Linked DNA regions of Mus musculus: regions 2 and 3 are each linked to region 1. A link is a loop called in an ENCODE intact Hi-C map of the cell type or tissue named here. Cell type or tissue: left cerebral cortex. All regions are shown on one strand. Region 1 holds the start of Gm34111 (a long non-coding RNA gene). Region 2 holds the start of Dlgap4 (DLG associated protein 4). Region 3 has its middle 30 kb from the start of Gm14169.

What was found. A loop is a pair of places that touch in the nucleus more often than their neighbours do. Peaks named below come from ENCODE experiments on the same cell type or tissue, not always from the same donor. Only the 100,000 strongest peaks of a DNase experiment are listed, where the experiment ranks them.
Region 2: a loop joins it to region 1, with 4 times the contacts of the local background. A loop is called at or near these places in 15 of 42 quality-filtered maps.
Region 3: a loop joins it to region 1, with 6 times the contacts of the local background. A loop is called at or near these places in 11 of 42 quality-filtered maps.

The regions. Positions count from the first base shown.
Region 1 is chr2:156,701,536-156,709,535 of GRCm38, forward strand. Dlgap4 (DLG associated protein 4) reads left to right here. Exons shown (of 13, transcript NM_146128.6): 3 at 1-139; 4 at 2,875-3,119; 5 at 4,321-4,435; 6 at 5,543-5,593. Gm34111 (a long non-coding RNA gene) reads right to left here and starts at 6,466. Exons shown (of 2, transcript XR_375168.1): 1 at 6,435-6,466. In left cerebral cortex, a CTCF peak has its summit at 4,105 (motif pointing left); a DNase peak (open chromatin) is centred at 4,095.
Region 2 is chr2:156,609,009-156,617,008 of GRCm38, forward strand. Dlgap4 (DLG associated protein 4) reads left to right here and starts at 4,689. Exons shown (of 13, transcript NM_146128.6): 1 at 4,689-4,850. It overlaps Gm14169 (predicted gene 14169), which reads right to left and starts at 4,414. Exons shown (of 4, transcript NR_040372.1): 1 at 4,278-4,414; 2 at 3,937-4,188; 3 at 3,459-3,566; 4 at 190-2,219. In left cerebral cortex, CTCF peaks have their summits at 4,155 (motif pointing right) and 7,714; DNase peaks (open chromatin) are centred at 3,779, 4,183, 4,625, 5,398 and 4 more places; H3K4me3 peaks cover 3,401 bases; H3K27ac peaks cover 2,649 bases.
Region 3 is chr2:156,579,881-156,587,880 of GRCm38, forward strand. No RefSeq gene overlaps it. Among named protein-coding and RNA genes, the nearest start is that of Gm14169, 30 kb to the right of the region's middle. In left cerebral cortex, CTCF peaks have their summits at 1,619 and 4,452 (motif pointing right); DNase peaks (open chromatin) are centred at 294, 1,023, 1,525, 3,211 and 5 more places; H3K27ac peaks cover 2,971 bases.

The DNA of each region.
Region 1 (8,000 bases):
CTATGTCAAACGTGGTTCCTGGTCCACTCTGACCCTCAGTCATGCCCATGAGGTCTGCCAGAAGACCTCAGCCACTTTGGATAAGAGCCTGCTCAAGTCCAAATCCTGCCACCAGGGTTTGGCCTACCATTACCTGCAGGTAGGGGTGATGGTGGGGCAGGCAGTGTCGGGGTGGGGCAGGTAGGGTGAGGATGGGGCAGACAGGGTGGGAGTGGGGCAGGCAGGGTGGGGATGGGGCAAGTAGGGTGAGGGTGGGGTAGGCAGGGTGGGGATGGGGCAGGTAAGGGTGAGGGTGGGGCAGACAGGGTGGGGGTGGGATAGGTGGGGTAGGCAGGGTGAGGGAGGGGTAGGCAGGGTGGGGATGGGGCAGGTGAGGGGGGGCAAACAGTGGGGGGGATAGGCGGGGCGGGAGGGTAGGCAGGGGGGGGCAGACAGGGTGGGGGTGGGGCAGGTGGGTGAGGGTGGGGCAGGCAGGGTGGGGGTGGGATAGGCAGGGTGGGGGTGGGGTAGGCAGGGTGAGGGCAGGACAGGGTGGCTATGGTTTGGAGTCCCAGCTGGAGCACAGATTCACTGGTGAGATGGCTTTATGTTGAACGTTACTTTGCTCAACTGTGGAATCAGAGGTCGGGGGCCTGTTAGTAAGAGGATATCTGTCCTCACAATGTTATCAGCAGGTGTATTAATTAGGCCCCCAGGAACCCAGTCCCAGAGAGACTGAACTATGTCCCTGCCCTTTAGATGACAGATCTAGAAGCTATGCCATCCCTACCCCTCACTGGACCAACACATGACATTCTAATGGTCATCTTCCTGCCACTCCCATGAGACTGGATTCTCTTCAAGGACTCAGACCACAGCGGATACAGCCATATGTCCACCCAATGCCCAGGACAGGGTCTGGCGGGGAGGAAGTGCTCAGAAAGGGTAGATGGACACATGGGTACTGAAGTCACCACGGCTAGAAATAAGCACACCACAGTCTTGCAGGCCAGGAACAGACGGGGGGTCAGTGTGAGGCCACCAGTCCCAAGGCCTGGTATATGGGGGTAGAGGGAGGCTTGTCCTGAGGAATTCATAAGGTAAAGCTTTGCTACCCAAGAGTAGCTGAAGGCTTGGCTTCAGCATTGCCGCTGCACAGTGAGGTAGGGCAGGGTTCTCCATGGCGGCAGGGGGGGGGGGTAGATGGAGCCCAGTGGTAGAAACGACAGGAACAGGTCACACATGGAAGGGGTTGCTCTTGTAAGTAGTGAGCACTTTGTCCACAGTGTGTGCAAGCATGGGCCTGGCTGGTGTGCAGAAATCACATCAGATGCATTATGAAAAGATGAACTCCAAGGTGCCACAAAGCTCACATTCTTGTCCTTCTATATAAAATGCCAGGGACAGTGACACCGTGGGGGAAGAGCATGTTTTTGCAGTAGCAGGAAATTGAAATTGAGGCCACCTTTTAAATCTATTGAGCGGTTTTGTGGCTGCCTGTTTGCTACCTTAGTTTAGACATTTAAGGGAAGTGTGTGGCCTGCACTCTCTCCACTCAGTGTGGCTGGGTCTGATGTAGGAAATGCTTTCCAGACACCAGGAGAGGACTCTGGGCTCTGGGGGCTTGTGCTGCCTGCTGAATAGAGTGAGCAGTGGGCTGGCCACAAGGTCTGAGCAGAGATGCTCAGGGTCCCCTTCGCTGAGGGATGGACCAGCTGGTGACCTGGGAGGGAGAAGTCATAGGTCCTGGTGACTAGCTGGTCGGCTGGGGTGTGAGGGAAGGCTGAGTTTGAGGAGTAGGTCCTCAACAGGAGGTAGCCACAAGTATCAAAGGTACAAGAAGGGTGTGGTACCATCCCGTCATACTGATCAGGGAGTATGTGCTTGAATCCCCGATGGAGGGCTTGTGTGCCCAGAAACCTGCAGACCTGCATTCTTTGGGAAGAGAGCAGCTTCCCCCTGTGTGGTGGCAGTCTTATGACGTAGTGTTAGTGCCCAGGCGCAGTGGCGGCGCAGGGGCATTCCACGTGGGTCATCTCTGTTGGAAGGGTATGATGAGGCCCCTAGTGTGTCCTTGAGAAGGTGTGAAGCATGCTGGGAGTGCCTGCTGAAGAGCATGGGAGAGCAGGCCAGGCGTGTGCCTGCTCCAGTGTGCTGAGATGCACACAGGACATGGGTCCAGCTTCTGAAGCATGTAAATGCCACGATGTGCCCAACGTGACCATGTATCCAAGAGTGAGTCGAGAGACGGGAGTGTAGACTGCACATCCTACTACCCCAGAGCAGCTGACAGTGACAGACGTGGAAGAGCCACTTGGAACAGGATGACCAGCTGTGCACAGCACTCCCCTCTGTCACGGATGGGTCTAGAACAAAGATCGTGGATTCTGGGGCAACACGTTGATGTACTAGGGGGGGTCTCTGATCCCCATCCAGGGACCTCTAATGGCCATTGTAGATCCAGGCTCAGGTTCCAGATCTTGGGGTCTGTTTGTGGGAGAGTTCTTTCCTTTGGAACCCTCTCACTATGGGCTCCTGTTCCATCCCCTGGAGTGTCATGAGAGGAGATGGGGCACAAGGAGTGCCGGGTAAGTGTAGCTGCAGAGAAACCACAGTGATCACAGGAGTGGGGAGTTTGGCTGGAACGAACCCAGCTTGAAAGGAAATGGACTTGGGTAAGGCCAGGCACTCAAGCTGTGACAAAGAGGCCTCTAGAACTCAGGTAATCTTCCTGGCCCAGGGCTTGCTGATGCTGGGTGATCAAGGACAAAAAGCCAGCAGAGAAGGCTCAAAGTGAAAATGGAGGGGTCTGCGAGACTCTATTCTCTGAGTGACTGGCTGGAAACCTGGCTGGCTGCTAGGTCCCATCTGAATCCCTGTCTTCGGATATTCCAGGTGCCCGGCGGAGGGGGAGAGTGGAGCACCACGCTGCTATCCCCTCGAGACATGGATAGCACCGCTGAGGGGCCCATCCCGTGCCGGCGCATGCGCAGTGGCAGCTATATCAAGGCCATGGGCGATGAAGACAGTGATGAGTCTGGGGGTGGTAGCCCCAAACCTTCACCCAAGACTGCAGCGCGGCGTCAGAGCTACCTGAGGGCTACGCAGCAGTCCCTGGGAGAGCAGAGCAACCCTCGACGGTGAGTTCCAGTCTAGAATGACAGCCCCGCTAGAGCCCCACCCCTTCGTGTACGTCACGCCCCTTGAGTTGAACCCTGTAAAAGCCACCACTTTAACTTAATGGGAGCCTGTCCTGACAGTATTTCCACCCGAGGAAGGTCTCAGAACTTGCAGTCCTAACCTTAGATCAGCTGTGTCCCTTAGGTGAGCCTCACACTGCATGCCCTGTGTCTCGGGAGCCTCGCCTTCCTTCACTTTGGCCACCCTAGCAGAACCCTGGCCTGCTGATGGACCCTGTTTCTCGGCTCTCATGCAAGTCCTAGTGACTATCCCCCTATAAGAGTTTTCTCATGCTTAGGTTAGCCCTGCCTGCTAACAACTTGTCTCCCAAACAGCCCACTTACAGTTAAGCCCTGCTCATAGTGGTAATTTGGGGAACTGGTTTAGCTAAATTCTGCCGCAGGAGCCATGTGCATAGGTGAGTTGCCCCAGGGTCCGTTACCCTTCATGACAGGTGAGAGTAATGGTAATGATTGCTGTCCGTTGACCCTGGCCTTGCTGGCTACTGTGCTTGGCCTGCATCTGCAGCCTGAAGTCCTTACCCGAGGGCTAGCAATGTGTCACCCCCATTCCGTAAATAAGGACCATGAAGTGGGAGCAAGAGGTGGTGACTCGCTAGGCACTCTACAGAAAGCTGGAGGCTAATCCAAGCCCTATATCAGGAGCCCAAACTGACCTAGAATAAGGCTGGGGAGGTCCAGGGGTAGGTAATATGAGAAAGACTGAGAAACTAGGTCCTCAGGGCAAGCAGCAGGTCCGTATCTGGATGTCACAGTGGCCCCTGAGGACCTTCGGGCATTTTCCAGTAAATACCAAGGCTATTGGCCTCAACCCACCTCTGTCTAGTCTCTGGAATTACCTCTGATTTTCAGTTTTGTAAGCGGCTGACTAGGTTGCATGGCCTCCAGTTTAAAACAGGCAAATGCAAGCATATGCTGCCACCTTGAGGCCACAGTGGGCATGACAGGCGAAGGCTGTCTGCCACTGATTTATTTTATTAGGTCTCCCAAAGGTGGAAGTTCTCCCTTTGCTTGGAGCCCCCCACCTTGCCCAGGCTGGCAGCGCTTCCACTTGCCCTCAGCAGTTGAATAGTCTTGGACAGTCTTCTCCATCCTGGCCTCGGTTCCCAGGCTGAGCCCTGTCTACCCCTTTCCCTGCCAGGAGTTTGGACCGCTTGGATTCAGTGGACATGCTGCTGCCTTCCAAGTGCCCCAGCTGGGAAGACGACTACAACCCCATCAGTGACAGCCTCAATGACTCCAGCTGTATCAGCCAGGTGAGGGTGACTGGGGGGGACAGAGGGATCGGTGCGGTGCATCGCTGTCTGTCCAGAGCTCTGTTCAGCTGCTGCCTCCACGTCTCAGATGTTCCCTCTGAGAGGCGTTTCCTGGTCACCCTGCATACAGCAGTCCCTGATGCTGCTCCCAGGCCCCCGTTAACCTACCACTCCCTGGTCCCTGGAATCAGATTAGCTCACTGATGCCTGTGCCATGCTTCCTCCTGAGGCCAGGGTTTCCCTACACACTCGTGCTCCCTGTAGGTTCATCATCTGGGCAGGCAGAGGCTCATTAGGTGTTTTCTCAGTAGACGTGTCATGTGTAGGCTCACCCATCTCACCAGCTCTCTCCTGTCTTACTGTGTCTGTCCCCTCCAGTCAGTCAGTCAGTCAGTCAGTCAGTCAGTCAGTGTCTCTGTCTCCTTCCCTCCCTTCCTCCTCTTCCTCCTCCTCCTCCTTCTTTTCTCTCTCTGTCTCTCTCTCTCTCTCTGTCTGTCTCTCTCTCTCCCACCCTCCCTTCTTCCCTCGCTCCCTCTCTGCCCTTTTCTCCCCTTGTTCACTACATTTTCCACAGGTCTTCTGTGTGCCTCCATCTCCATAGCTGTCCTTCACATACTCTATCTCCATCCCTGCCTGCCCCAGGTACCCAGAATGTCTTTGCCCTTATACAGAAAGGCATCTGGAATCTGCCGTGTTGGGGGTCCCCCCACAGACTTCACCCACTGTTCCTTTTCCAGCCCAAGTTCCCATCTAATCCAGGGTTCCTTTCCCCAAAATTTTACCCCTAAAAGGTTGACTGTCTCAAGCTGCCATAGGTGACCCTAAAGTTGCCTACTGTCCAGGAAAAGGTGGTCCTGGGTACCGTCTCTGACCTGTGTTTCTGACTGGGCTGCCAGCCCAAGAGAAAAGAAGTAGGCAAAGCACCCGTGTGTCAGGAAGGGTGCAGAGGACATGTCCTCCATACCGCCAGCCCTGGAAGGAGCTTCCGTCCCTGAGGAAGCCAGGCAAAACTCCTTCAAAACAGAATCCATCCAGGGTAAGGAAGCATCCTGAGTAGCCTGCACTAGGCCTGGCCCTCCTGTAAACTGCACCCTCTCTCTCCTACAGGTTTTTGGACAGGCTTCCCTGATCCCCCAGTTGTTTGGCCATGATCAACAGGTCAGTATGTTCGCCAGTGTTGATCCCCAAACCAGAGTACAGGGCTGGGTCCTAAGCCTTCAGAGGAGGGGTCCAGGTACTCAGCCTGGGTTCAGTCCAAGCAGAGCTGTGTTAGCCAGCAGCCCACCCCCATCCCCGCGTGAGGATGGAGGTGAGGTGACATCATCATGTCCTGACCTGAGCTATCGCTTCACTGTGTCTTACTTTGTTCTTACAACTGGAAAGCACAGTGAGGCTCTGTGGATGGACAAGAAGTCGCTGCAGGGCAGTGGAGCAGAAGCAGGGCAGTGGAGGAGAACCATGAGGTCTCCTGCCTCCCCGAGTCAGGCCAGGGGAACTGGTTGGTCTGTCGCACCCAAGCTGGTTTGCAGTGAGAATGGTGATGGACTGTCTCCCTGAGGAACCACCCACCCACCCTCTGCCTCTCTCTCCCTGCGTGAGACCAGGAAGGCTTCTGTTTAGACAGGTTAGAGGCTTGGAGACATTCTCTAACAGGTTCAGGTCCCTGGGTTTTCCTCTTTCCAGAGTCCCAGTGACCCTTTAAGGATGTGGGGTGTTGGCGTGAATATGGAAGCTTTTAACTCTATAAAAGTTGGTAGTGTGATGCCAGTGTGGCTGTGGCTGTCTCTGTGTCTGTCTGAATTATACTTCTTCTGGACACCCGTGCCTGGAGTGGGCCCTCGCCTCTCAGCTCCAAGGCCAGAAAAGGGGCAGGAAATGTGCAGTTGACCCAATTTAAACTTACCCCCCCCCCCCGATCTCAGTTAGGGTTTTACTGCTGTGAACAGACACCATGACCAAGGCAACTCATACAGACAACATTTAATTGGGGCTGGCTTACAGATTCAGAGGTTCAGTCCATCATCCAGGCAGGATCATGGCAGCATCCAGGCAGGCATGGTATAGGAGGAGCTGAGAGTCTACATCTTCATCTGAAGGCTGCAAAGAGAAGACTGGCTCCCACATGATTAGGAGGAGGGTCTTAAAGCCCATGCCCACAGTGACACACTTCCTCCAACAAGACTACCCCTCCAAATAGTGCCACCCCCTGGACCAAGCATACTCAAACCATCACATCCCCTGTCTAGCTTAGGAATGAATGAGACTCAGACCATGGTTATTTTCTTTGGCTTCGACAGTTACTGGGGGGTTACAATACACAGCAACAGACCAAACCTCAACAGAAATGTACCCAGAACCCAGCCTTTCATCTTGGTCAGGGGTGGGCATGTCTCCCAAGGCACAGAACACAGGGTGGCAAAGCTAGTGCTGGCTGTCTCCTAATTCCCACCATGGTATTGCTGTGCCCCTCCCCATGTTGCAGAACGGTGCGTTTACTCTGTAAGGAGTGCCCTGTAGGCCAGGCAGATCTCTATCCTGCAGCTCCCATGGGTGTATGGAAACATGTTGACATTAACAAGCACAGAAGCACCTGTGCATAGGAAGCCCTCAGGGAGACGCACACGGACTACCTGACACCTCCTATCAGTTTGGGAGGTGTCTGCACAAACATTTATAAGTACTTGTTCATTGCACACAGCTTCCTGCATTATCAGGTGTGTGTGACCAGTGAGTCTTTCCTGGACTCCGTTGTGACCAGGTGATGAGTTCACTTGTGTGATCTTGGTTTTGTTTGGAGACAGGGTCTCATATCCCAGACTGGCCTTAACCTTCCTATGCAGCCTTAAGATCCTGATCCCCCTGCCTCTACATCCCAAGCTCCGAGATGGGCAACTATACCCAGCCCTCATTTAGTTTTGATGGCACTTTGAAATTAATACTGTTATCAGCCCCATTTTATAGATGGAAAACTGAGGCACAGAGTAGATGATTTGCCCACATTCATACTGTAAGGGAGACAATGGGCCCACAGTTGAAACCTGGGCGGTCTGCTTCAGAGCTCTGTTCCTATGGTGCGGACCCAAAGCAAGACCTTGTTGCCCTGGGCAGTCACAGAGACTCAAAAATTCCTTAGTTTTCAGCTTTCAAAGGTAACATTATGCTTTAATGTCCTCTGTAGATGTATTTTGGGTATGCTATGTGGCCTGATTTTTATCTTAACAGATTGTCCAGTGGAACTCCCTGCAGTGATAGCTAATGGTCTACAACCCATGCCTGCCCATGTGGCTTTTGACCCAGTGAAATATGACTAGTATGTCTACCAAACTTTATTCAATTCTAGTTGATTTAAACCTAAATGGCATGGTCATGTGTGTCTCATAGCTACCATGGCAGCACAGGCTCAAACCTTTCCAAACACCTTCTCAACTGTGTGAGAAACCATCTAGGCATTTAGCCTAAAGGATACACCCAGGCTGTTTGTCACCCAGGCTGTTCCATCTAATGCAGACAAGGAAAGGCATACTTAAGCCAGCCCAGGGCTGTCGAGGCCATGCTGCCCGGTTAG
Region 2 (8,000 bases), 93 kb before region 1:
CTCTTGATAATACATTCTGAGTCTAGAGTGATGGTTGCAAGCGCTTGTGACTCTTCCAGAAGACTAGAGTTCAGTTCCTAGCATCCATGCTGGGTACTTAGAACCTGTGACTTTAGCTCCAGGGCACGTAACATCCTCTTCTAGCTTCTTGGATACACACGCACGCATGCACACATACACAAATAAATATCAGATTTAAACTTAGTCATTTATTATATAAATGAATTTCCATTTTAAGTGTTTTAATTATAAACTCGACGTATTTGCCCTCAGCGTCTGCTTGCTTGAGACAGGCTCTCTCGTCACCGTCTGCGATCGAAGGACTAGCTGGTGCCTAAGCCCCCTGTCTTCACCTCCCATCTGGCTGTGGAGTGCCAGGATTACAGACTCACAGCACCTCACCTGGTTTGCATGAGTTCTGGGCATCAGAACTCCAGTCCTCAATTCATGTGGCAAGCTCTTCATCTGAGCGTTCTCCCCGGGGTCCTGTTGTCATTGTTGTTGATGTTGTATTGAGGGGGGAGGAGGGCAGGAGGGAGGGAAAGAGAGAGACAGGAGATATGTGGTTTGTGTGTGGAGTGCTCATGCACATGTGGGTGCTAGTGCATATGCCTATGAATGTGTGTCTGGCCAGAGGTCTTTCCTTAGTCAGTCTCCATGTTCCTTTCTTGAGACAAGGTCTCTCCCTGGACCTAAAGCTCATCAACTTGGCTAGGCTGGCCAGCCAACAAGCTTCTGGGATCCCCCATCCTTGCTCCCCTCTCCCACTTTTTACATGGATTCTGGAGACCCGAGCTGATGTCCTGATGCTCAGACAGCAGGCGCTTTACCAACTGGGCTTCCCCAGCCCTCTCCTCCTCCCCCCCCCCCTTTTTTTTTTAGTATCTCAGACACTCGGAGCTAACAACCCTGCCTCCACGGTGCCCTTCAGCATTGGTGCGGGCATAGGTTTAGAATGAACACACCGTATTAAGTGAGCTTCTCCCTGGTCCACCTCATTCTCAGTGTCACTGTATGTATGAGTATCAAGATGACATGCCTTTGCTCCTGCTTGTTACTGTATGCTCACAGCTACCACCTTGTGCGGGCTTTTGTCCAGTGACTGTTGATTGGAATCTGTTTATGTTGGGTGTGATCCTGATCCCGTTGTTCTACGGCCGCGGCGTCTATATCACTGTTCACTTGTTCATTGATTTACCCTCCCTGCGGTTGCTAATTGGACTGCCTTCAGGTCTTCTGCATTGCAAAAGGTCTCTGTGCACCTTCCTGGGCATCTCCCACCTCCACTCACTGTAGCGTGGGGACCTACAGGGTAGCTTCCTTAGGAACTTAGTAGGCATTCAGACTCCAGGGTCCTGCTGAGGGGGCCTGCTTGGGAACTGAAGGGATGCTGTATGTGGAGCAGCAGTGAGATTGGTGGATCCTGTGGGTGGTCTAGCTCCCCCTCCTTCCAATAGGATGTCAGGGCTGCCTCTGAGCTTCATCTTCGCTAACTTTTGCGATTGTCCTAGTCATTTTTGCCGGTCTGTGGGCATACAGTGACAAATGGTCATGGCCTTGATTCACGACCCCAGTAGCTAAGAAGCACAGGCATCATGCCTACCACATGTTTACCCTTTGTGAACCTCCTGATGCTTTCTCTCACCTAGCCCAACACTGACTTTGTGTTTTCTGTTTTCTCAGCTGGAGGCATCTCCCTGTGTCACTCCTTGTCACCTCCTTCAGGAAGCCTGCCTAGACTTCTGCTCTTTAACCTCACAGAAAGGAAAATTCGGTGTCATTGTCCCTTCATTTCCTGCCTGGGAGCCCCGCCTAAACCAAGGAACTTGGAGAGTCCTGCATGGCTCAATCCCACAGTAGTAAATATGTTCTAACTCACTTTTTATCATTTAAAGGAAATGTTTACATTTTCAAACAGTCTAAATTATGTGTGTGTATGTATGCATATATAATGTATATATGTATGTATGCATATATATGTGTATGTGTGTGTGTGTGATGGTGGCATATACACAGTAGAGTTTCATTCAGTCACAAGGACAGTGAAATCATGTTCTTTGCAGGGAAATGGATGGACCCGGGGATTATTGTGGTGAGAAAATAGAGCAGCCTCGAGGAGACAAACAGTGTGTGTTTTCTCAAATACGCAGAATCTACATTTAAATATATGCACATTATATGTATGTGACATGAAAGCAGAAAGGAGAGGAAGTAGGAGGCTGGCAAGGGGAGGGGTGGAGGAGGGGAGGTACAGAGAGATAATGTTTAATGTCATCATGAGCCCATTATTTTGTATATTAACTAAAGATGAATTAAAATGTCCGAATTGCTAGCTTCTCTCAGCAAAACCAGAAGACATGGCCTCATAGGGACATCTTTTTTAGGGTGACAGTTTGCTGGTGCAGAGGGTAGCAGACCCCTGTAACTCGAACTCACGCCCTGTGCAGGCCCTGTCTGTGGCCATGTGGGCTTGTGACCCCTACCTCTGCAAGCATGCCTGTGGTTTCTTTCTCTCAGTCTCTCTCCTCTTTCCAGTCTTCCCCTTCCCACCTCTTCCCTGCACAGCCCCAGCAGCCTCTCTGGCCTTTCCTGTCTCTCCCAGTCACTGTCCACGCCACAACCCTGCTCAAGAACCAGTATCGCATCCACTCCCTGTTCCCTTCCTAGACACTGCCTGACTTGTAACAAGAAGTATTATCACAATATAAATGTATCTGGTTTACAAATGTCTAGATAACAGCACAACAGGCACTTGAGACTGCACACTGTTTCAGGGACACTGAAGCCTCTACCACACTCCCATCACCTGTCCTCGGGGCCACTACTTGTCAAAATCTGCTATTCATCACTCCTGTGTGTATTCTTATATTACATATGCCAGTGTCCCCAAATAATGCATAGCCTTATGTTGTCTGTTTTCCAACTATGTGTCCGATTCTTCCAGCTGCAACTTGCTTTTTTAAAAATCCAATTACATATTATTATTATTATTATTGTTAATGTTATTATTATTTTAAAGATCATATTGAATTCAGGTGAAGCTCACAAGTCATGAAATCCATCTCTGAGTCCTCACAAGCCAAGTGTGGCTCTGTGACCCGTCCTAACAGATGTTTGAGGCTTGTGGCATGGGGACAGCCTTCTGTGGTCACTGTTTTACCCGGCTCCAGACAAACGGCTGTTTAGACTGTGATCAGCTTTTCACTTATAGTCAGTGCTGCTGTAAAGCCTCGGTGAACAAGGCCCTGAAACCCTTTTCTGAGGCCGGTCGACACCTGCTCATTTTAGCCAGCTACACAGTGCAAGGCCACTGTTCAGCCCTGCCAGAGGCTTCCGAATCCATAGAGGTCTTCTTAGCTACCCAAGGGAAGGGACCTTGTTCCTCTCCAGTGACAGCTGCCTGAACCTACAGTCCCTCCTCTCCTGCCCTTCACCCTCCTCTAGGACTCCAAACTGACCTTTCCTCTGCCTATCTTAGCCAGGAAGCCAATTCCTGCAGCATGGGTCATGGCAGATCTCCTCTGGGCCAGTAGCTGTAGTTGGTGGGAGTCCAAACAGCACAAACCCTGGGAGAAAGGGAAGGTTGGTTGTTTTTTTTTTTTTTTTTTTTTTTTTTTTTTGAAGGGAGGCATGGGTGGGCCAGTAGTGTGAGAAGCTGGTACATGAAATTGCTCTGGGTCTTGAGGGATGAGTAGGAGTTTGTCACTGAGAGATGGTGGGAGGGCATTGCAGGCTCAGGCAAGAGGAGAGGCTAGGACTAGAATAGTGGGGTAGAGATGTGAGGAGGGTGGGCAGGCAGTGGAAGAGAAGAAAGAGGCCTGGAGGAGCCTCAGTTGCATACCTAGTATTCTCCAGGGACAGCTGTGTGGGAGCCAGGGGAGGAGGCACATCCATTTGACACCTATTGAATGCCATGATCCAGTACGAAGAGCTTACCTCTATTCTTTATCTCTTCGGTTTCTTAAGGAGGTAGATGCTTATGTGGTCCCGATTGTGCGGGTAGAAAAACGAGCTCAGGGAGAAGCACGGACTATGGTCCGTGATCACAGAGCCCCCGTGAGAGGGAGGACAGGTGCCCGGCCACGAATTCCAGAGATGCGTTAGCCAGCCAGGTACTGCTGCCCAAAACAAGGGTTCTCCAGGAAGCGGGTCACCGGGAGGGGGCACCCGATCCTAGAGGCAAGAACCCTAACGGGAGAAAGAGGGGTGAGAAGAAGCCTGACTCCCGCAGCGAGACCCAGACCAGCCGCATCTTTCCCGTGCCTCAGTTTTCCTACCCCACAGTGAACGCAGCCAAAACACCTTCCTGCCGACCCACTCAATAACCCAGGTTTCCAAGTTCGCGCGCCACCGCGGCCAGCGCTGTGTAACCTCGCTCCGGTAGTCTGCCCTCTCTGGACGATCGGTCGCAGATTCCCAAGCGCTCTTTCCGCTACACACCCAGCGTCCGCAGCCGCGGTGCCCCTCCCCTCCCCTTCCCTTCCCCGGGCGGGCGGCGGGGGTGGCGCGCCGGGCCCCGAGCGGCCCCCGCGGTCCCCCGCAGCCCCGGGCCCCCGGCCTGATCCGCGCCTGGTTTTGGGCGCAGCCGCGCGGCCCCCTCCCCCGCGCGCGTCTCCCCGCCCCCCGCCCCCTCCCCGCCGCTCTCGGGGAGCCGGGGCCGCGCGGCTCCTCCTCCCGCAGCCGCATCTGGGGCGCCGCGCCGGCCGGAGGAGAGGCATGGGGCGCCCGCGGGCCGGGGCCGGGGCCGGGGCCTAGGCGAGCGAAGCTTAGAGCGAGCGGAACGAGCGAGCGAGCGGAGCGGGCGCAGCGCAGAGGCCGAGTGGACCGAGGCGGTCGAGCGCAGGGCGCAGGTGAGCGCGCGGGGGTGGCACGCGTCAAGACCCTCCTCCGAGGCTAGATCGGGGGCAGCCCCCAGCCGCGGGCAGACCCCGGGACAGATGCGCTCAGCGACGGGGTCTCCCGGATCCTCTGACGGGCAGTGGCGCCCGGGCCTGGGGACCGACGCGGGCCGGCCCCTCCGATGCTGTCGGCCCTTCCCTGGCCGGGGCGCAGGAGCGGTTCCCGGCCCTCCATCCGCAGGCGGCTGGCAGCGGCAGCCCCCTCCCAGCCGCGTGTCCGGGCGGCCGGGGCTTCCTTGCCTTCAGCCTGCCGCACGCTCGTACTCCCTTCCCGGGATCTCCCCGGGACCGGGCATCCGGGGAGGGGGCGGGCGACCCCGCGCCGCATCGCCCCCGGAGCGCTCGTCTGCCCGGGAGGGGCCGAGCGACCCTGGCACCTGGGCTGTGGGGGGGCCGCTCACATGGCCACGGGAGGCCCCCACGTGCGGCGCCCCGCGGGAACGGGGGTTCGCGTACAGAGCGGGTGGAGGATAGACCAGGTGGCTGCGGAGGCCAGCTGGGTCCAGATGTGCAGGGCCTGCTGGGAGGGGACATGTGCTACCTGGGCAAGTGATGGTCCCTGGGCCTCCTTGGGCAGAGCTTGCCTTGTCGGATTCCCCATCCAGCCCTTCATCCATCTCCTTTCTCGCGTTCTTCTATGCTGCCTGTGTTGCGGAAAGGGCTGTCACCGACTGTTGATGTTGTGGGGGAAAATGAAATGGGGGAAGGGTGGTGGGTAGGTGGGTGGGTGAAGGCCAGTTGTGGCGGAGATACCCAAAGGATGGGGAACCTTACGCTTGGAGGACTGTGCTGATGGGGGGGGGGGGAATGTCCCAGCACCTCCACCTGCTTGGAAGTAGAAAATGCAGAGGGGGAGGGGGCTGCAGTCCCCAGCCCTAAGGAGGCTGGACTGCCCCGCCTCTACTCTTGGCACCTCCTGTGCGGTGGGGGAGGGTCCGGTCCCTCTGCCTCTGTGGCTTCACCAGACAGGACCATGTCAGAATGCCTGTTGGAGGAGTCTGTGGAATTCTTCCCTCAGGTGGCTACCTCTCTCCCCTTCCTCTGGTATAGAAAACTGTGGGCTGCCTGGGCCAAGGGTGGTCCGAGGGGCCTGAGCCAGACTGTTAAGGACAGCGGGACTGGGTGGGGCCGCAGAGCTGGCTTCCGGGCTGATAGCCGAGGCTCGGGTTGGGGGGCCATCCTCCCCCTCAGCTGGGCTTCAGCGACTGCTCAACAAGCTCCGAGTATGTTCCCAGTAGCTTCTGACGATGCTGTCTGTGCACGTGGGGCAGGCGTGTGTGCCTGTGTCTGTATTGGGGTTGGGGTGGGATAGAGTGTGTGGGTTCTCCGGAAGCTGGGCAATGCCCGGTGTGCCTGTGAGTGGTGTCCGCGAAGCCCTCGTCCATTTAGGCCAGGTGGAGCTAGGCTGGGCACTGGAGAGGTAGGTGGGCAGGGCCCCGAGTCAAGAGAAAGTGTGGGGTAGGCAGGGCCTGATGACTGACTTACAGAACCCGGTACCCAGGACTATCCTGCTGGTGTCAGCCAGAGATGAGCTGCAGGTTTGAGGGCTGTGCCCCGGGCCGGCGCACGGCTGCTTGGCAGCCGAACTTGCTGTTTTGAAGGAAGGCTGCGCAGCACTCAGGGGCTGAGGGTGGAACGTGTACTTGGGAGCTTTCAGAGGACTCAGTGACGTATCTAGTGTATCGGGGCACCCACTGGCATCTTGTTAGGATTTTGTGGCTCACAGGCATCTGGCTTCATAAATGCCAGCGTACCTACACACTGAGGGATATTGTCCGCTGCCCTTTACCCAGCAGAGAGCAGGGTCTCGCCCCTCCCCTACAACTGTAATTGATGAGTACTCATTGATTTGAAAAATAAAATAAAATAAATTTTAAAAATAGCGTTCCCGAACTCCAGTGGACTTTAGTATATTTTCATTTAAACATTCCGAAATGGGAATGAAAAAATTTTAATTCTGATTTTCTGTTTTTGGAAAGCATATAGTTGGTCCATAGTTCCCAGCCTGAAGCCCAGCCCCCTCCCCGCAGCAGCTACCTCTCAGCTGCATCTTGCTCCCCATCTTCTCTCACTTTGGCTCTGGTCTCCCTGGCCTGCTTTCAGTTCCTGGACTGTGTTCAGGTTGCATTTAGCCTCAGGGTCTTTGAGCATACTGGGTCCTCTGCCCATACCCCCTCCCCCAAGTCCCCACCCACATCACCTACTTAACTCATCAGCCTGGCCTCATCCTGAACATTGCCTTTGGAAAAAAGCCTCCTCCGTGCCCAGGCCACTGTGTCCCTGTCAACATCTCCACAGCCCCAAGACCTCTGTGCTGTGACTGACATGGGAGGGGCGGCGACACACCTTCCCATTAGCCTCCTTGTGCTGAGGACGGGTCTTGACTGGCTGAGGGAACTTGCTCTTGTTTATTTATTATTTATTTATTTATTTATTTTTGGTTTGAATGAATGGGTGAGTGTGAACTGGGGCATTCCAAGTGGAGGATGGGCACAGAGGATACTTGGTCAGGTCCAGTTGCCCACATGACTGTCCTTATGGGTTCCTCTGGCTCCAGCTGGCTCTGTACACCCAGAGGCACTTGGCAGACTTGTGGAAGTTATAGGTCTGTGGCCTCTAAAATCCCAGTGTGTCCGTGGGTAGGTCCAGCATCTTTGGGCATTCCTGTGGCCCCGTGGTTGGGTACCTGTTTCTGCATCACTTCGTGGGTTCAGATCAGTTGCCTACCTAGCTACCTCTTGTTGCATTTATGGGAGTGGGGAGTCTGCTAGCTACTAGTTTCTTGCCTGCCATTCCTTCTTTGGGCCACTAGTGTTTCCTGCTCCACTCAGTGCTTAGTGCTGGGGGGCGGGGGTGGTGCAGAGAATCAAATCAGAGGAGATCTGGTACGTGACCTGCTGCTCTTCCTGTCCTGGGGACCCGTGCTGCCGGGTGCTGGAAACCTGTCCCCAAGAACATGTGCTGCTCTGGGCTTGGGGGGCCTCAGGGATGTGAGTGAATTGAGCATGAAGGAGCAGGACACTGCCGGCCAAGGACCCCACAGGCATTCATAAAGCCAGGAAGGCAGCCTGCGTCTTAATCAGAGAGGTGGCCTCCTGAGTG
Region 3 (8,000 bases), 120 kb before region 1:
AGGATCCAGCCCTGAGCTGGGAGGGGGGACGCGGGGCGCGCAGCACAAGACAGCTGTGGGGACTGGAGGTTAGCTCACCCAGTGCAGGGCCCTGGGACCTTGAAGGCCCACACAACTAACACAAGAGCAAGGGAAGAGTCGCAAGGGAGCACAGCTTTCTACACCATTTCTTCTTGCAGGTTCCCTGGCACAGCCTCCATCTGCCTCCCTCGACTGCTTCAGAGAGACACCCCAGAACTCATAGGCAGACCCAGGCGGCACCACATCCAAGCCCCACACAGACAGGCACACACCTCCCGGAGCCACACACCTTGTTCTGGGGACCCCTTTCATGGAATGACTACCCCCTCTTCCCACGGCCGTCCCTGCCCATGGCTTGCTAGGACCTGGGGACTGACAGCAAAGCTCGGAGCCCCCTGGAGCATCGTGCCTGGCCCAAGGTTTGGCTCTATCACGTGGAAGCTTGGCACCTGTTACACCTCTGAGACCCTCTGCCCTTCTGGAAGGCAACCATAAACGTTTCCTTAGAGCCCCTGCTCCTCAGTAAACAGATGGTGGGGCCCAGCATGGTGAGCTGGTGGCTTGTCACTTTTGTGTCTACTTTGAGAAGCTGCCTGAAGCCTGAACTTTCCAGGGAAGGGGAGAGGTTGGGGTTCCATGTCTTGACTGGGAAGGACAGTCCTAAACCCCTGATGAAGACAAGGCTCAGCTAGAGGTAGTCTTTGACTATTTGGCAGATTGGTTTATTTTCCTTGGCTGGAATTCACAAATTAGCCGAGGAGGGCCTTGAACTTCACGGGCAGACACCAACTATACCTAGTTTAATTGGTTTGTTTGGAGACAGAGACTCAATAAGGTAAGACTAGGCTGGTCTCAATTTTTTGTGTGCTCCTGTCTTAACCTCCCAAGTGCTGGGGTTTACAGGCTGCATCGGGGCCAGCTCAGACAGCTCAGACAGCTCAGACGGGCACAGGGAGCAGCTGCTTCGCCAGGGATGGCTCCAAATCCTAGCAATTTAATGTCAGAGCATTCTCCAGCCACAGTGTACCAAACCCTGAAGCTCGCGCCAGCATACTGTACACTAAGACCTCCAAGCACAAACCTCAGAATCTCAAGGCTGTGCAGAGGCCTTGGAGACATCTGGTCCAGTCACCTTTCCAAGATGGTCCTAGAAGCCAAGGGGCCTCCAGATGGGAACAGAACTTGGAATCCATTCCAGTTCCATTTGAGAGAAGAGGAAAATGAGATTCAGAGAGGGTGAGTGAGTGGTGCAAGGTTGCACAGCAAGTCGAATGAAGCACTGAGGGTCTTGGTCTCACAGGCTTAGACACAGCCTCTCTCTAGAGGCCCAGAGGAAGTGTGGGAGATGGGAGAGGAAGTGTTTAGGCTAAAACAAGGACTTTCTGGAGAGCTGTTTTTGAAAAAAAATCAAACCCTGGGAAAGCAGTGGCTTCCCTTGTTTTCTGCCCGCCTTCCTGGGCACTCACTGCAGCTCTTCACGGCCTCCAGCTCTGTTCGCAAGCTGCTTCCAGCCACCCACGGGCTTCCTAAAAACGGTCTCTGCAAGCTAATTCCAGAGGGTGAATGGCAGAGAGTGCCCGCGGGGAGGGGCGCTGCCTCAGCTGGAGCAGGCGCAGGCGCAGGGCACAGGGCACCACCACAGCAGCCCTGACCCCCCCTCCCTCCCCAAAGGCTCCAGCCTCCCCCAGCCTGGAGGAGTACAGGTCCTGCCTTTGTTGTCCAAGGTCTGACCTCTTAGTGTAGGTTCTTTTTCTTCTTAAAAATAACTTATGAAATTTTGTTTTAAGACATTCTTATGGTAAAATAAACAGGAAGGCAAAAAGAAAAAAAAAAAAAAACTCCTGTAAGTGAGCTGAATGAATCGGCATCTGAGCATCTCCAGGCTCAGGACCAAGCACATATAGAGATGGGCGGACTCCGTACATGATGTTCTAATGCCTGCTTTCCCTTGTAGTCATGCATCGTTCCTGGTCAACAATTGCAGTTCTTCATCGTGGCTTTCAGGGACTGTGTGGCATCTGGCATGTGACTATGCCACTCTGTTCAACCAATCTGTAGCACTGGAAATTGCAGTGTATGTCCTAAATCTTTGCTTAGGACAATTTCTTGGAATTTGAATTATGGGTCAGAGGGCCCTTGTCCCCAGTGTGTGTGTGTGTGTGTGTGTGTGTGTGTGGTCCTGTGTAGTGTGTACCCGTGTGTGCAGTTGTGCATGCAGAGGACACGGGGCATTCTGCTCTCTATGCGCCACCTTAGGCTCTTAGACAAGGTCTCATACTTACTGTGGAGCCAGCAAGCCCCAGTGATCTTCTCTCTGCCCCCACCCTCCAAAGCAAGAGAATTCATCATATTCCCAGCCCCGGGTTTCTATTTAAAAACACATAATTCTATTACTTTCCTTTCTGTGATGGCCATAGAATAATTATGTAATAAAGAAACATCAGCCAGGTTCTGTAAGTCCCATCTACTTGAGAGACTGAGGCAGGAGGATTATTTAAGCCCAGGAGTTCAACCAGAGGTTAAAAAAAAACATATCGAGACCCTGTCTCAAAAGGAAAAAAAATAGAAAATAGATAAGGAAAAACCCATATATTTCACCAAATCTTTTTTTTTAATTTAATTTTTTTTTTTTGAGACAGGGTTTCTCTGTATAGCCTTGGCTGTCCTGGATCTCACTCTGTAGACCAGGCTGGCCTCGAACTCAGAAATCTACCTGCCTCTGCCTCCCGAGTGCTGGGATTAAAGGCGTGCACCACCACACCTGGCAATTTTATTTTATTTTATTTTATTTTATTTTATTTTATTTTATTTTATTTTATTTTATTGAGACAGGGTTTCTCTGTGTAGCTCTGGCTATCCTGGAACTTGCTGTGTAGACCAGGCTGGCCTGGAACTCAGAGATTTCCCTGCCTCTGCCTACAGAGTGCTGGGATTAAAGGTGTGCAATACCACTACCACCAGGCTCATTTCTCCAAACTTAATACCAAGATGTGGTTAATTATTCTGCTGTGATGTACCCAAGGGTATGGGAGTGGGCATGGGTGTGTGTGTGTGTGTGTGTGTGTGCATGTGTGCATGTGTGCGCGTGGGCGTGTGTATGTATGCAGGCTCATGTAGCAGGACTGCACTATGCAGGCTTCATAAGACTTTGACTATGAATGTGCTACGTGCCAGTAGGTCGGCACTCCCGGCAGTACCTTATCAGTTGCAGTGTTGTGGGGTGTGTTTACCCTGGCGTAACCACTCTCCTTGTTGGGAACTAGATTTCTCATTTTGCACAAGTATAAATAGCTCGTGAATGAAAGTGGTTGGAGAAGCATCTCTGTTTCTCGCTCACTCCTCTCCGTAGGCTCTGTGCCCCTGACACACTGGATTAAGGAACTTTTCTACAGATGACCTTCCCTGAGGTCTGCCAGAAGTGTCTGTGACAGCATTGGAACTGAGAGAGCAAGGCTTCTGGCAGCTGTCACCACACACAGTCTCTCTCTGGCTCTCTCCCTTCACAGGTTCCCTGAGCCACCCTCCATTCTTGCCCTGAGCAGCAGGGCTCAGGGCAGCCCCAGCGCCAATGACTGTACACAGGTATATAGACAAAGAGGCCAAACAGTGCCAGACGCTGGCTAGAGACAGGCCCTGTGTTAACCAGACTTTGGCACTTCTGTCTCTTTGACTGTGTTCCTCCTGGCATTCTTTTGTTTGCTCATCCCCTCTGGAGTCATCCAGCCAGTCCTCCTGAGATGAAGGGATGGCAGCAAGGATGGAGCCTCCTTCTTTCTACCTCCCACCTACAGAGGCATCCTTGGACAGCTGCTCTGCTCCCCAGCCAGGTTGCCCTCTATGGCTTGATTCAGAAGGGTTCTCTCTCCTGGCCTCTTTCCTTCCCGACTCTGCTCTAGGCTGTTGGGAGAGATGGGAGGAGCTTGAGCCCAGGTGTGACCATGGAGACAGAGTAGCTTCCCACCATTCATTACGGGAGATAGAGGGACTTAGGATAGGGACTGAAAGACAGGCACCCTTGCCTCCTTCGGCCAGGGGTGTTCATGGAGAGAGAGCATGGCCCCTAAGTGAGGTCAAACAACAAGAATGTTAATAGTCGGGGCTAGTGAGATGGCTCAACGTGTAAGAGCACCCGACTGCTCTTCTGAAAGTCCTAAGTTCAGATCCCAGCAACCACATGGTGGCTCACAAACATCTGTAAGGAGATCTAACTCCCTCTTCTGAAGTGTCTGAAGACAGCTACAGTGTACTTACATATAATAAATAAATAAATCTTAAAAAAATAATATTAATAGTCAACACTTAGCAGTTTCCAACATATGTGTGGGTACTGGTGTGCCCGGATGTCCCTCGCTTTCAGTCTCAAGAGGCAGACGGTCCATCTCACAGATGGAGAGGTAGAGGGGAAAAGTCATTAGCCTCGGGTCTCAGCCAGCAGGTGGCAGAGCTGGGTTCAGAGCCTGCAATTGTCACCTAGAGCCACTGTGGTTCTACTAAGGCTTTCAATCTTTTGAGCCCTTCTTGGCTTCCCAAAACTTCTCCTCTGGTCTAAACTGGAACCCACGCTGTCCGAACGGAGAGACGCAGCTGGGTGCCACTGTCTGCATCCAGCGAAGCTCACTCCCCTAGGAGCCCCGTGTGACTGGTGTAAGTGCTTGCAGTGTGGTTCTGCAGAATGTGTGTAGGACAGTCCCCAGCAGACGGTGGCATGCAGCTGAGCTGTGACATAGTAGCTGGGAATGCAGTTCAGACAGGCTTAAAGTCAAGCTGTTGAGCCAGTGCCAGCTGTGCAGCTCTGGGTGGGTGACCATGAACCTCTGAGTGTCCCTGTCCCCACCAGTAAAGAGATGGCAGGTACCATCTTCCCTTGGTGGACACTATGGAAACCCTCTGTGCCTATAACTGCTCTCACCCAAGGACACCAACAGGATTTGACCCTTCATCTGGTCAGAAGTGGCTCTCTTCCAACTCCGTCTCTCTGGGTGCCAATGACAGACAGTGTCAGTCCCCCTCCAGTCTATATCCGGGAAAAGACCCAATGGGCACTGGTCCCCAGCTCCAGCCCATCCTTGGCTGCTATTCTTAGTCCCTCCCCGTATCACTCATCTCCAGGCGGTTTTCCCTCCTAAACTCACTCCGTGTCTCCATAGGAACGGAGCGGGGATGGGGAGGGTCCTCCCCCACGGAAGGGAACTTCATCTGGGGGTGGCTGGGAGTGGCTGGCTGGCAGCGCCCAGTGGAGCTTCCCCCACTGCCCCCTCCCCCCTCCAGACCCCTCCGTGAACAGCATGTTCCTCCGACTGTTATTTTTAATGCATTTATCCTGATGCTTAATTTATCCCGCATTGTGATCCTATTTAGCCAAGAGCACTCAGCGCTGGGCCTGCATATTCATGAGCCAGTTCATTCATGCTGCCCTGAGGACAGGCAGAGAGGAAGCAACTGACCAAGGCCTGAGTCCAGGAATCTCGCTGCAGCAGAGGCTTCTGTGGGCTAGAGGTTAAGTGCTGGAGCTGCAGGCTATGAGTGCAAGGTCCACTGTGGTGTCAGGAGTGCCACTGTGCCCAGGCCCTGGAGCCAAAGTGGATTTAAGCCTTTCCCTGCAGAAGGGGTCAGTGTGCCTGCTGGCCTTGAAGGGTCAGAGGGGGTCACTTAATGTGAAAGGTCATGATGGTTTCTTTTTTCTATATTTATGTATGTGTGTGTGGGTTGTGTGGATACATGTATGTGCTCATGTATGTGCACATGCATGTATAGGTCAGAGATCAACCTCAGGTGCCATTCCTCTAGAACCACCACCTTGCTGTTTACCAGGGTCTTCCATAGGCTTGGAGCACACTAGGCTAGGCTGGCCAGGACTCTGCCTGTCTCTGCCTCCCCAGCACTAGGATGACAGCATGCACCACCACGCCCAGCTGATTTTGCGTCGGTTCTGGAGGCTGAACTCAGGCCTTCAGGCATACACAGCAGGCACTCTGCTGGCTGAGTTGTCTCCGCAGCCATGTGTGTTTTCCTGATACCTCCCCTGTCGCCATGACAGTTACTATTGAACAGTGGTTCCTCGAGGGGGTTAGGCTGTACAAAGGAACAAAGCAAGGTGGGCACTCGGGTATGAGGGGGACAATGAAGACAGATGCACAAGGACTTGTCATGGGAAGTGTTGGCCAGGCGCAGGCTGAAAGCCTGGTGAACCCTGTCTTACTTAGGGTTTTAGTGCTGTGAAGAGACACCATCATCAGGGTACCTCTTATAAAGACTAACTTTATAAGAGCTTTAAGGGGCCGACCTACAGTTACACACACACACACACACACACACACACACATATGTATACATATATGTATATATGTGTATATGTATACATATGTATATGTGTGTATATACATATGTATATATGTGTGTATATATACATATATACATATATATTATATATATATAAAATCTCAAAGTCCATCTCCATAGTGACATACTTCCTTTAATGAGGCCACACCTCCTCCAATAAGGCCACGCCTCCTAATAGTGCCACTCCCCATGGGCCAAGAATTCAAACACATGAGTCGATGGGGTTCATTCCTATTAAAAACCACCACAAACCCCAGGAGGAGAGCCTCAGTTCCAGTCAGCCGTGTCAGAGGGTCCCACTTCTGCCCCTCACATTGTGTGCACACACAGAGGAAAAAGCAGAGTCGCTGCCCTGACCTCCTGCTGACTGTTGGAAAATAGCGGGAGCTTCACTCAGCCTTGTCAGCACCAGAGCGCTAGCGAAGGCAGAGGGCAGTTTCTCTGAAAGCCTAGGCCATATGCTTGGCTGGTGCTCCCTGAACCCACTACTTCCCCTCACACACTGACGAAACTCTTGCTCCTACTAGCCTTTTTTTTCTTCTGCAAGACAGGGTTTCTCTGTGCAGTCCTGACTGTCCTGGAGCTCCCTCTGTAGACCAAGCTGGCCTCGAACTCAGAGATCTGCCTGCCTCTGCCTCCTGAGCACTGCCAACACGGCCCAGCTTTTCTAATCTTTCTTACTAGAACATGGACTCCCTGAGGGCAGGGACAATGTCCGTCTTGTTTATTTCTGTGACCAGGAGTCACTTAGTAGCACTTGCTAAATCTTACTGTCTGGGGCAGCATTTGAGAAGCTACACAGTGCTAAGCAAACATTAGATTCTATTGTCCATCTTGGGAAGCACTCAAGTGTCAATCAACATCATCTTTGTCATTGCTGTGTGTGGCTGTCCACCCTGCTATGCAGAACTGGTCCTTAGGCAGCATAGGGAGCTATACAGCCTCTGTTCAGAGACGGCTGCTAAGAGGTGAGGAGGAGGCTGGGCTCAGGGAGTGGATACCACAACAGCTGTAGACACTTTTAGGCTTCCCAGTGGGACACAGCCTTGGGGACCCTAGAATGTTCTTTGCTCTTGTCACTCGGGAAGCTTTGATACTTTAGAGACCAGAGGGCCTAGAGCCTGCAGCCTACTTTAAGTAGACTAGGGTAAAAGATTTCCAGGACATGTGGGGTCCTCATTACCTCTATGCTGGACAGTGGCTTCCAAACTCTCACCCAGACCTGCAGCTTCTTACAAGAGTTGCACAAATAATCCCTAGAGCCCAAAGAGTCTCCAAGTGATTGACTTTGAACACAGAGAGTCCGACTGCATCAAACCTGACTGTCAAACCACGCACTTGCAGGAACACCTGCACACACACACACACACACACACACACACACACACACACACACAGAGCCGAAGAATAACTGACAAGTCACTCATGGGAGAGCAACTGAGTTCTACTCCACAGCCACCCCGTTGGTCCTCACCATGTGTTTGGCTCAGTGTCTGTGGCTCTGCCCAGTTTTGCCTAAGTGCACAAGGCCTGGGGTCTCCAGGACACCAGAGCCCCACCCACCCACCCAAGAGGCTTACACAGTAGCTTCCCTCCCTTTCCTGATTTCCTTTCTCCCAACCAAACCACTTGTACCAAAC